Regions from separate parts of the Homo sapiens genome. Here all the other regions are linked to region 1. Evidence: chromatin contacts called from ENCODE Hi-C or POLR2A ChIA-PET data. All regions are on one chromosome and are shown on one strand. Each heading gives the region's core, a stretch centred on a gene start or an enhancer-like site at or near the end of the contact. The rest is flanking DNA. Distances are from core to core; before and after follow the strand shown. Region 1 has its middle 11 kb from the start of AQP6. Region 2 overlaps FAIM2 (Fas apoptotic inhibitory molecule 2). Region 3 holds the start of FAIM2 (Fas apoptotic inhibitory molecule 2).

Evidence for each region. A loop is a pair of places that touch in the nucleus more often than their neighbours do. ChIA-PET counts read pairs that join two places held with the same protein, here RNA polymerase II (POLR2A). Pooled maps may share reads with other maps.
Region 2: a loop to region 1 is called in a pooled map, with 5 times the contacts of the local background. The contact joins two enhancer-like sites. A Hi-C loop is called at or near these places in 1 of 50 pooled maps. POLR2A ChIA-PET finds 5 or more read pairs at or near these places in 3 of 52 experiments (A673, AG04450 and SK-N-SH).
Region 3: a map with no recorded cell type shows a loop between it and region 1 (4-fold over the local background). The contact joins the promoter of FAIM2 here to the enhancer-like site in region 1. A Hi-C loop is called at or near these places in 1 of 37 single-sample maps with no recorded cell type. POLR2A ChIA-PET finds 5 or more read pairs at or near these places in 1 of 52 experiments (activated T-cell).

What each region holds. Positions count from the first base shown.
Region 1 is chr12:49,982,442-49,985,557 of GRCh38, forward strand. No RefSeq gene overlaps it. Among named protein-coding and RNA genes, the nearest start is that of AQP6, 11 kb to the left of the region's middle. Within about 2 kb of position 1,575, at least 3 of the 41 ENCODE cell types and tissues checked have a DNase peak (open chromatin) inside an H3K27ac peak, as active enhancers do.
Region 2 is chr12:49,865,676-49,868,791 of GRCh38, forward strand. FAIM2 (Fas apoptotic inhibitory molecule 2) reads right to left here. Exons shown (of 12, transcript NM_012306.4): 12 at 1,221-3,116. Among named protein-coding and RNA genes, the nearest start is that of BCDIN3D, 24 kb to the left of the region's middle. Within about 2 kb of position 1,561, at least 8 of the 41 ENCODE cell types and tissues checked have a DNase peak (open chromatin) inside an H3K27ac peak, as active enhancers do.
Region 3 is chr12:49,902,196-49,905,311 of GRCh38, forward strand. FAIM2 (Fas apoptotic inhibitory molecule 2) reads right to left here and starts at 1,705. Exons shown (of 12, transcript NM_012306.4): 1 at 1,583-1,705. The coding sequence starts at 1,597.

The DNA.
Region 1 (3,116 bases), core at 325-2,824:
TCTCATGTCAGGACCTTAAGGCTCTGTGAGCTCCCCCAGCACTCTGCACCACCTCTATCCCAGCACTGAACACGTGACTTCATAGTTATTTGAACATCTGCCTCTAACAGGAATATCTCCTTAAACAAAATGATATTTTTAGTCTACTTCTAATTTCAGGGCAATATGTTCCTTATCTTTACTGTCTGTCCTATGAGACAGGCTTCCTTTTTTTGTAGGTCCCCAAATCATGGCCTTTCATTTTCAAAAGAAGAAAGAACTTCCTCTGATATTCTTGATGAGTGAGGTGGTCAAAGGATTGCAACACACACTCCCAAAACCCAGCCCAAACAGAATGTCTAAAACCTCCCATCTCTCATGTGTTAAAGCAGCCTGGTGTCCACCAGGATGTACTGTTATTTTGGTCAGCTCATCACTGATTCACAGTGGCTTTCCCCTAACAGCTCTGGGGTCATGACTGGGTCCAATCTTGATCCTGCCCCACACATTGCTTGTCTGCTTCTTCATGCTATGTGTCTTGGACTGAGCCTTGGTTTCTCTGCTTTTCCTATACTGTAGCTATCTTTCAGACCAGGGGGAACCTCCTGTTTTAATCTCTCTTTGACCACAGCAAAGTCGCTGTTTTCTTGGCCTGCACAGCTGGTCCATCCAACAGCCTATCTCACATGAATAGCTAACACTTCCAACCCAAATAACATTGATTACAAGATGCACTACTATTTTATGAGCTACTGAGGAACATTGCATTATATTAGTAAGATGCCATTGATTATAAGATGTCCCAATTCTCAGAGATATTAACAATATTTTCCAAAGTGCATCTTTTCAATCAATGAAATGATAATTTCTCTTTCTTTTTTTTTTTTTTTTGAGATGGCGTTTCACTCTTGTTGCCGAGGCTGGAGTGCAATGGCACAATCTTGGCTCACCGCAACCTCCGCCACCTGGGTTTAAGTGATTCTCCTGCCTCAGCCTCCTGAGTAGCTGGGATTATAGGCATACGCCACCATGCCCGGCTAATTTTGTATTTTTAGTAGGGATGGGGTTTCTCCATGTTGGTCAGGCTGGTCTTGAACTCCCGATCTCAGATGATTTGCCCGCCTCGGCCTCCCAAAGTGCTGGGATTACAGGTGTGAGCCACTGTGCCGGGTCTGAATCTTGGCTCTTTACATGGGGTTTTAGTGAAAAGAGGAATGGAAGGCTGAAGTGGGGACCATCTTAGGTGTCTTCCTCCTCCCAGGGGGATGGATACATTGCCCCCATATGCTCTCAACTCTGCACATCTCTTGCTGTACCAGCTTTTAAGTACCCAGGCCACCCCTCACAGTGAACGTCTCCTCTCCCTCAGTGCCAGGGAGTCCACTGAAGAGAAGCCAGCCCCCTATTTTCACAGAGGCAAAACAAACACAAACCACACCAAGCTGGGACCACAGTTTTAAGGAGCTAGAGCCTAGCACTCCAACACCATTTATCCAACCACTTCCCAACCCACTGGGTTATTTTCCCCGGAGCCTCCAGAGCAGTGTCAAGAGAAGATGCAGAGATTAGTCATTTCCTCCTAATCGGGCTAAGACTGCTCTGCTAAGCTGCCGACTGCAGGCAATTCCTGATACCGTTAAAGCAAAGCAGCTGGAAAGGGCTTAGCCCTTTAATGCCGGCAGCTGTATCTTCACAGTGCGGCTGCTCTGCTGAGGGGCTGGACTCTGTCCAGAAGCACCAGGCGTTTAGCCCCATTCAATGTATATTAACCTAGGAGGAGAGAGCAGCCACAGCCAGCTCCCTGGGAGGAAGGGAGGTGGTTCCTTTAACCACCTCCACCCCCGGGCTTTGCTTCCTAATGAGAAAGAAAAATCCCAGCCCCTTTGAATATCTCTCTACCAAAATCTGGACAAACTATCATCTCACTGGCAGAAAGAGCTTTCTCTGTGGTGGGAGCAACTCCATTTTAAAAGCTAACCTAATAACAGATCCACTTGTTAGTTTTGACAACAAAAAGACTTTAGGTCACTAACCATGGAGGCTCATTCTCCCTTGAGCTGGTTTTTTTCCTTTGAGGTCTAAAGTAGTCTTCAGATCCCAGGTATGCATATGTGTGGACACAGCACACTGACCTCCCCTTCCTGGAGAGCACTGGGCCCTAGGGTTGATGAGGCAGAGTGCTGCACAGCCCTCGGAAAGCCCAGGCGCAAAGCAGGCTGTGAAGAGAGATCACTCGAAGACTCAAAGCCAGATGGTGAGCATGAGACAGGGTGAGAGCTAATGCCACTTAGGGGGAAAGCCAGTCAGTTAATCAGTTAATCCACTGACACGTTTCTAGAAGCAGGCTGATGGCTCTGGCTCCGAGACTTGCCTGTCCTTGGCTCTGAGCATCAGAGCACACAGGATGCACAGGGGTGGCCTGAAAACAGACTGCCACCAGGAGCAACCTCAAGTGCTCACACAACTCATCTTGCTCCTTCCACACAGAAAACAGCCCTACATCACCAAGCCCAGGTCTTCCATTCTCCCAGACAACCATTAGGAAATTCTGCCCCACGTGCCGTCTCCAGCAGTTTGGGCCTCCCTGCTCTTTCTGGGTCATCTGCTGAGAATGCATAATGAGAATGCATACTACATCCACATACATAGAGTCCTCAGTGCAATCTGCGGCTCTAGGTTGGGTGTGACTTACCAAGTTCTTAGGATAATGGAGAGAACTCCTGCAAAGTAAGTGATCATCTCTTTCTACAGCGCTGCTCATTTTATAGTTGCTCACTTTGCAGAACAAGATCCTTCCTTGCATGGAATGTGAATAACACTGGCTCCAAGCAAAGGCCATTTACTAGTACTTAAGTACCTAATAATACACTTAGAGGCCCCACAATGCTCTCTGAAGTCTGAAATAGCAAGCACCAGGGCTAACCTTCAGACTAAGCTGTAACTCCCAGATTCTAACCCCAGGTAAGCTACACATTAGTTGGTAGGAGTTTGAGCCAAATCACCTCTCTGAATTTGTTAACTGGGATAGTATCACCTGTCCTGCCCCACCTCCGGTGGGTGAAGTGAGATCAAGTAAGACGATAAATGAAAGCGCTCTGTATATGGTAAATCACCATATTAAATTCCCTAGAGACTTT
Region 2 (3,116 bases), core at 311-2,810, 120 kb before region 1:
GTCTCGAGCCACAGTGCCTGGTTTCTCTCTTGCACCACCGTTGGTATCTTCTCCCTGTCCTATCTCTCACAATCTGTGGAAGTGCTTTGTATGCAGTGAGCGCTTAATAAAAGTCACTTTTCTCTCCTCAGAGTCCTCTAACTCTTGCCCCAGCCACTTTCCCTACTCCAGCTGAATTTGTGTCCTAACCTTGTCAGAGACAAGGATAACGTCCCCCATGGCTCCAGTGTGATGGCGTTCCCTCCCCTCCCACACAGCGCCCTGGCCCCACATTCCCCACAGGAGCTTGTGGGGTGATCATTAACCCATGCGCCTCCTGACCCCACTTCCAGTCGTTAATTTGTGCGTAAACTTGGACAAATCGCTGCACCCTCTGCTCCTTAGTTTCCTCTCAGGTAAAATAAGAGGGTTGGAGTAGACACATTCACCTATGCATTCCTCCATTCGCTAGTAAGTTGTTTACTGAGACCGTGCGTCATAACTCTGCCTTCAAGGAGCTTTGGTTCTGTAGGGTTGTTGTTTTGTTTTGTTTTTTTTAAGACGGAGTCTTGCTCTGTCGCCCAGGCTGGAGTGAAGTGGTGTAAGCTTGGCTCACTGCAACCTCCGCCTCCTGGGTTCAAGCGATTCTCGTCTCAGTCTCTTGAGTAGCTGGGATTACAGGTGTGCGCCACTACGCCCAGCTAATTTTTGTGTTTTTAGTAGAGACAGGGTTTCACCATGTTGGCCAGGCTGGTCTCGAACTCCTGACCTCAGGTGATCTACCCACCTCGGCCTCCTAAAGTGCTGGGATTACAGGCGTGAGCCACTGAGCCCAGCCAAGGTTCTGTGGTTTTAAAGCTGCCGCTCTGGACAATCTGTCCAGATGCAACCCAGGCATTCCTTCCTTCTGTGTACCTTTTAGGAAGCAGATTTTGGCTCAAAATAAGAAAGACCCTTCTACCAGAACGGCCCACAAACGGACAGGCTTCCACAGAAAGGGGTGAGCCCCTGTTCCGGAGGAGACTCTGGGATTGCTTCTAACTCCGGGATCCTGAGAGCCTCCGTAAAGGGTTTATTGAGCAGGAGAACCAATTTAACCCTGTCCACATGAAAATAAACATGGAGATTTACTTCAAACTCAGCAGCTCTGGTGAGAAGGCTCTCACACAGGTCCGGGTTTGACCCACACAGACTCCACGACCATCTGAGGCAACCAGCACACGGCAGACGAGGGAAACAACTCAGGTGTCACAATTGCTTTTATTTTTATCTCCAGTCAGTCACAGACCCCAGGAAGGTGAGGTCAGGGAAGGGAACAGGTGCGGACACTGGGGAACTTGCAGGAGCTAAGGCCAGTGGACAGCAGGAGTGTCGGGGGTGTGGCAGCTGGCCTGGGTCCCTGGAGCTGTGTCTGCCCTCAGGGACTCAGGAGAACGGCTCAGGGAGGGCTTGGGAGGGGGTACACTGTGTCCGAGAGATGCAACCATCGTTCGGCAAAAGAAAACAGCGGTGGCTGATGAGAAGACAGGTCTGGGGAGGTCTGAGGAGAGCTCGGGCCAGATCCTGCCCCCAACCTCCAGCCACATGGGCCCTCGGTGACTCTCCCAAACCAGGCCCTGCGTTTCCTCAAGCAGCCACTGGAGGGCAGCAAAGTGCTTATGCAAAAATCCCACCCCGCCCAGGAGAGCAGCCAGGACACCTGGGACTTGGCTTCAGGTGGGCCAGGGAAGGAGGCAAGGAGCCTTTTGGAAAATGGGTGTCTGTCCCATCCTGACTCCCTCGGAAGGAAGAGTAGGGAATGGAAGAACTAAGATTCCGGGGCTTCCCCAGGTGATACCGAAGGAGCCATAGGTGTGCCCGGGAATGAGTCCCAGACTCGTGTGTGCCTCCCGGGCCCCCATCTGCAGCTTCCAGAAGAGGACTTCAGTGGGAGACCCCTCAACTCACATTCCGGACAGTCAGATTCCTGGCTGCCTCCAGCTTTACAAAATCCAGCCCACCCCTTCCTGGGCCCAGCCCCACCCAGGCCAAAAATGTGAAGGGCCTGCAGACTCCCTTCCTCCTTTACAGCTTGTGACACCTGCTCAGCTGCGGTTTCCTTAATCTTGCATTCCTGTTCCCCTGCCCTTCCTACTTCTGACGCCTCTCCTGGTGTTTCAGGATTCCTCACTGCCTGGATTGGAGATGGAACGCATAGACTTTGGCCCTGACCCTGCTGCCTACACTGTGGTACCTGCCACCCCCCCTCAGGACCCAGAGTAGGAGGCTGCGGCATCTTCTGCCCGGCTTCCCCAGCTCTGCAAAGAAGCCATTTCTCAAATGGCTGTGATGCGTGTGTGACACTGTTTATTGCCGAGGACCTGTCCCTCCTCCCCCAAGCTTTTGGCACTCAGCCCTGAATAAGCTTCTAAATCCCCAGTTTCTGCAGTAACTTATCCCAGGGAGAGGAGAACTTGGACAAGTAGATTCTAGGAAGCATGACCAAGGCTATCTGACAGTGGCAGGAGAGTGGGGTGCTGGGGCTAACCCTCTGGAACTGAGGCCAGAGATGAGGAGAGGAAACTGAGGGGCCCGGAGGAGAGGAGGTGGAGGAGGGTGGGAACCGGGTGAGAAAGTCAGTGGAGAGAAATGTTCTGGTGCCTCTCCCGCCCTATCCTGGCTATGAACTTCCATGTGGCAGATGGAAAAACTGAATTCCAGACAGCAAGAAACCCTCACCTAATAGCAGGAGCCCGCTGGCAGTGAGGCTAGGAACCAGAAACCAGAAATCTTGCCTCCCAGCTCTTGTCTGGAAGATAGAAACCTCAGAGTGCAAAATCTGGCGAGGGGTTTCAGGAAAGACGGGAGGCCGGGTGGCACTGAGGACAAGAAATCCCCAGGACATCAGGGCCTGACCACCCACCTCTCTGCGCTCTCATGTGGTCTCATTCCGGCCCCCACCCAGGCCCAGGGGCAAGCGTGATACCCTGTTTGCTTGAGGCAGCTGTGGGTCTGAACCCCAGGCCCGCCACTCGCTAGCCGTATGACCTGGGACTCATTACCGAGCCTTTCTGAGCACCTCGGCTTTTCCCTCTGCTACGGACATGAGCAGAGCGCTGTCTCTGGAGGATCACTGCGATGGATTAATTTAGACCAGC
Region 3 (3,116 bases), core at 455-2,954, 80 kb before region 1:
GGACATGTTTAGCTTTGGTGAGAGGATTTGAGCTGGGAAGGCCTGAATGAGGCAGCCAGAGAAGGAAAGACTGGGGTGGAGGGGGTGGTGTGAAATTGAAACAGCAACAAAAAGCCCGGCTCTCAGAAAATGGGATTTAGGTCTGGTTCCCAGAAGACTGTGTTAGACCTAAAGGGCCACTGAGGAAGACTGCGGACTTCCTTCTTTGCAGGGAGCATCTGGCTGAGGCAGCCTGGAGACAGGCACGCACCAGAAGACTTCTGGTTCCATCCAGGCCCAAGGACCACTGAACTGGAGCGGTCTTCTCCATCCCCCAGCAAGCCTGTGCGTGAGCTGGGGACAAGGGGCAGAGGAGGCAGAGGTCCCCCTCACACCAGGAAGGGAACAGCGCCACTAAAGGGCCTGGTGGAGGCAGGGTGGAGGTGGAAGGAGACTCAGCAGAAGGGGTGAGTTCTCCATGTTTACGGAACTGAACACTCCCCAGGCCTCCCACTGCCTCCCACTCCCCAGCCCCCCTCATCACCCGGATCTGAAGGATCATGTCCACCTAAATCGAGTTCAGCCTCCACCCTGCCACTCCGCCCCCCAGAGCCTCCTGGACCCTAATGCCCAGGCCCCCGACACACATACGGCACTCCCAAGTGAGGTGTGACCAATGGCGGGAGGTGGTATCACCCAGTGACATCATTTGAGGCCCAAAGAGCTTGCATACAGGGAGAGGAGGGTCTGAGGGTCCAGGGAAGGATGTCATTGGCTCTGAAGCTCCTCTCAAAGAGAAGAAGGGGGAGTGTAGGGGAGGTCCTTCCCCTGTTTTCTCTGCCCAATCCTTAGCAACCCAAACAGAGGGCCCGAGTACCCTCCCCCTTAGCCCCAGGCCCTAGTGGTTGTATAATTCCACAGGCTATTGATGTTACATAAGCCTACTAGGCCAGCCGAGTCTCTGCCCCAGCCCCTCCCCTACAATTCAGGCCTAAAACTGGAGAAGAGATGCTTCATCCGGACCCATCCATGCCTGGCCAAAACCAAAACAACAATTAGAGCATCTTGATGCAGAGTTGTCATAGCAAGCCCCAAGCACAGGGATGGAGCCAAGACGCCCAGATGTGGAACAATGGCAGGGAGTAGGGTGGGGGTTGTTTCCGTGGAGGGTGGGAAAGATGAGCATAAAGTGGTTGGGTTTGGGACTGGAGGGTTGGGCCAGAGGGGGTTGCCCGATAGGCACTGCCCCTCAGGGCTCACCCTGGCACACACATACCCATGCACACACATACAGTCACACCAGACGCCCGGGCTGACTCCTCACGGGGGGCCTGGGTATCTGTGAGGAGCCTTGTAATGCTGTAATGCCAAAGCAGGGGTGGCAGGGTGACAGGGGAGGAGAGGCGCGCCTGCGGGCAGGAAGAGGCCTCGGTCCATTCCTTGACACCGGCCTTTCGGTCCTCTGACTTCAGCAAGGACCACGGAGGACCTTCAAACTAGGGCCAGGGGAGGATGCTTTCGTGGTCCAGAGGGCTTGCTGAGGATGACAGGGAGCCGGGAGCCGGAGGATGGAGGATGGTGCAGGCTGGGGAGATGCCGGTACCTTTCCCTGGGTCATGGTGCCGTCTCTCGGGGAAGGGGTCCCTGAGGCCCGGGTGGCCGCTTGGGTAACCGCAGCCTGCCTGCGTCTCTTCCTTCCTCCGCGTGGGTTCTAGCAACATCCACTGCAGCCGGGCCAGGCGAGCCGGCGCGTACCATCGGCGCGGGGGGAGGAGAGGGCCGGGCCTGGGAAGATGCTGCGGAGGACGCTGCGGATTCGCGAGCCCGGGGTAAGGCGGCGGCGCACCGCCCCCTCCCGCCGCTTCCCCCCCACCCCGCCCCCCACCGCCGCCCTTAGCCCTCCCCCGGGATGAGAGAGAGTCGCGCTGCGGAGCAACCCCAGTGGATGGGTCCGCGGGGGCTGAGCGGGCGGAGGACGCGGGAACTCCGTGACACCGACCAGCTGACGCTGCCCGCGTGAAACCAGAGCCGGGCATCAGGGCCTCATCTCCACTGTCTCTGCACCTCTCTGCAGCTCCAGCTGCGCCTCTGCCTTTTCCTCCTCCCTCTTTGGATGCGGCCCTGATTTCTGTCTCCATCTCCACCTCCCCTCTCATCATCTATTTCATCATCCCTGGTAGAGGGGAAGGTCTGGAAGTCTCGCCTGTGCTGCCCGCTTCTAACAGGGCCCCTGGGCCCTGCGCTCCTGTGGGCCTGGGGCAAGCCAATAGCCACCTATCCTTGCTCCTTTTTCTCGCCTGTGAAATGCACACAGTAGGTCCCTCCCTGCCTTGGTTCACAGAGACATGGGGTGGGAGGACACCTCTTCTGTTTCTTTCAGCCCTGCTGGGACATTTCACGGGGTCTTTCTGGAGACACCGCTAGTTCTGTCTCAAAGCCTCTACAACCCCTGCCAGAGCTCTCTTCCTGCCTCCACGCTTAGCTTCCATCACCCCGTCTCCATCTTCCCCCCTTTTCCATTCCTCCCATGCCAGAGCTCGTTCTCCCCGCTTCCCCAGACGTGTCACTGGGACCCAGCCATCATCAGGCCCCGTTTTCTGTAGCTGCTGCAGTGTCACTATGGGGTTTGCAATCTCAAGAGCTGGGATCAAGTCCCAATTTAGTCACCCACTGGCCGCGTGGCCTTGGCAAGGCCCTTAACCTCTCTGAGCTGCAGCTCCTACGAAAAAGAGGCTTAGAACAGAGCTCTGTCCATCCTAGATTGACTGTCAGACGCACAGGTTATGGCCGTAAAAGCACATAAAAGACCAAGAAGTGCTGGAAGTATGTGAGGTATTATTAACTGAGGAGTCTCCTACCAGAATGTCCTGGGCTGCCCCAGAGCGAGCACCCACAAATCTGCCTAAAAGAAGTATCTGAACCTGCTAGGATGGGACGAGAAACTAAGACCTGGGACAGGTGGGGGTGGCCACTTACCTTCTGCTTCCCTCTCACTGCCCAGGGACCCACCTAAAGTCCCTGAGAAAGCAGGGCCCAGGTAGGCAGACAAATTATCAAAGTCTTTTTTTTTTTTTTTTTTTTTTTTTTTACAGAGAAAATCTTGTTCTGTTGCTCAGGCTGGAGTGCAGTGGCACAAT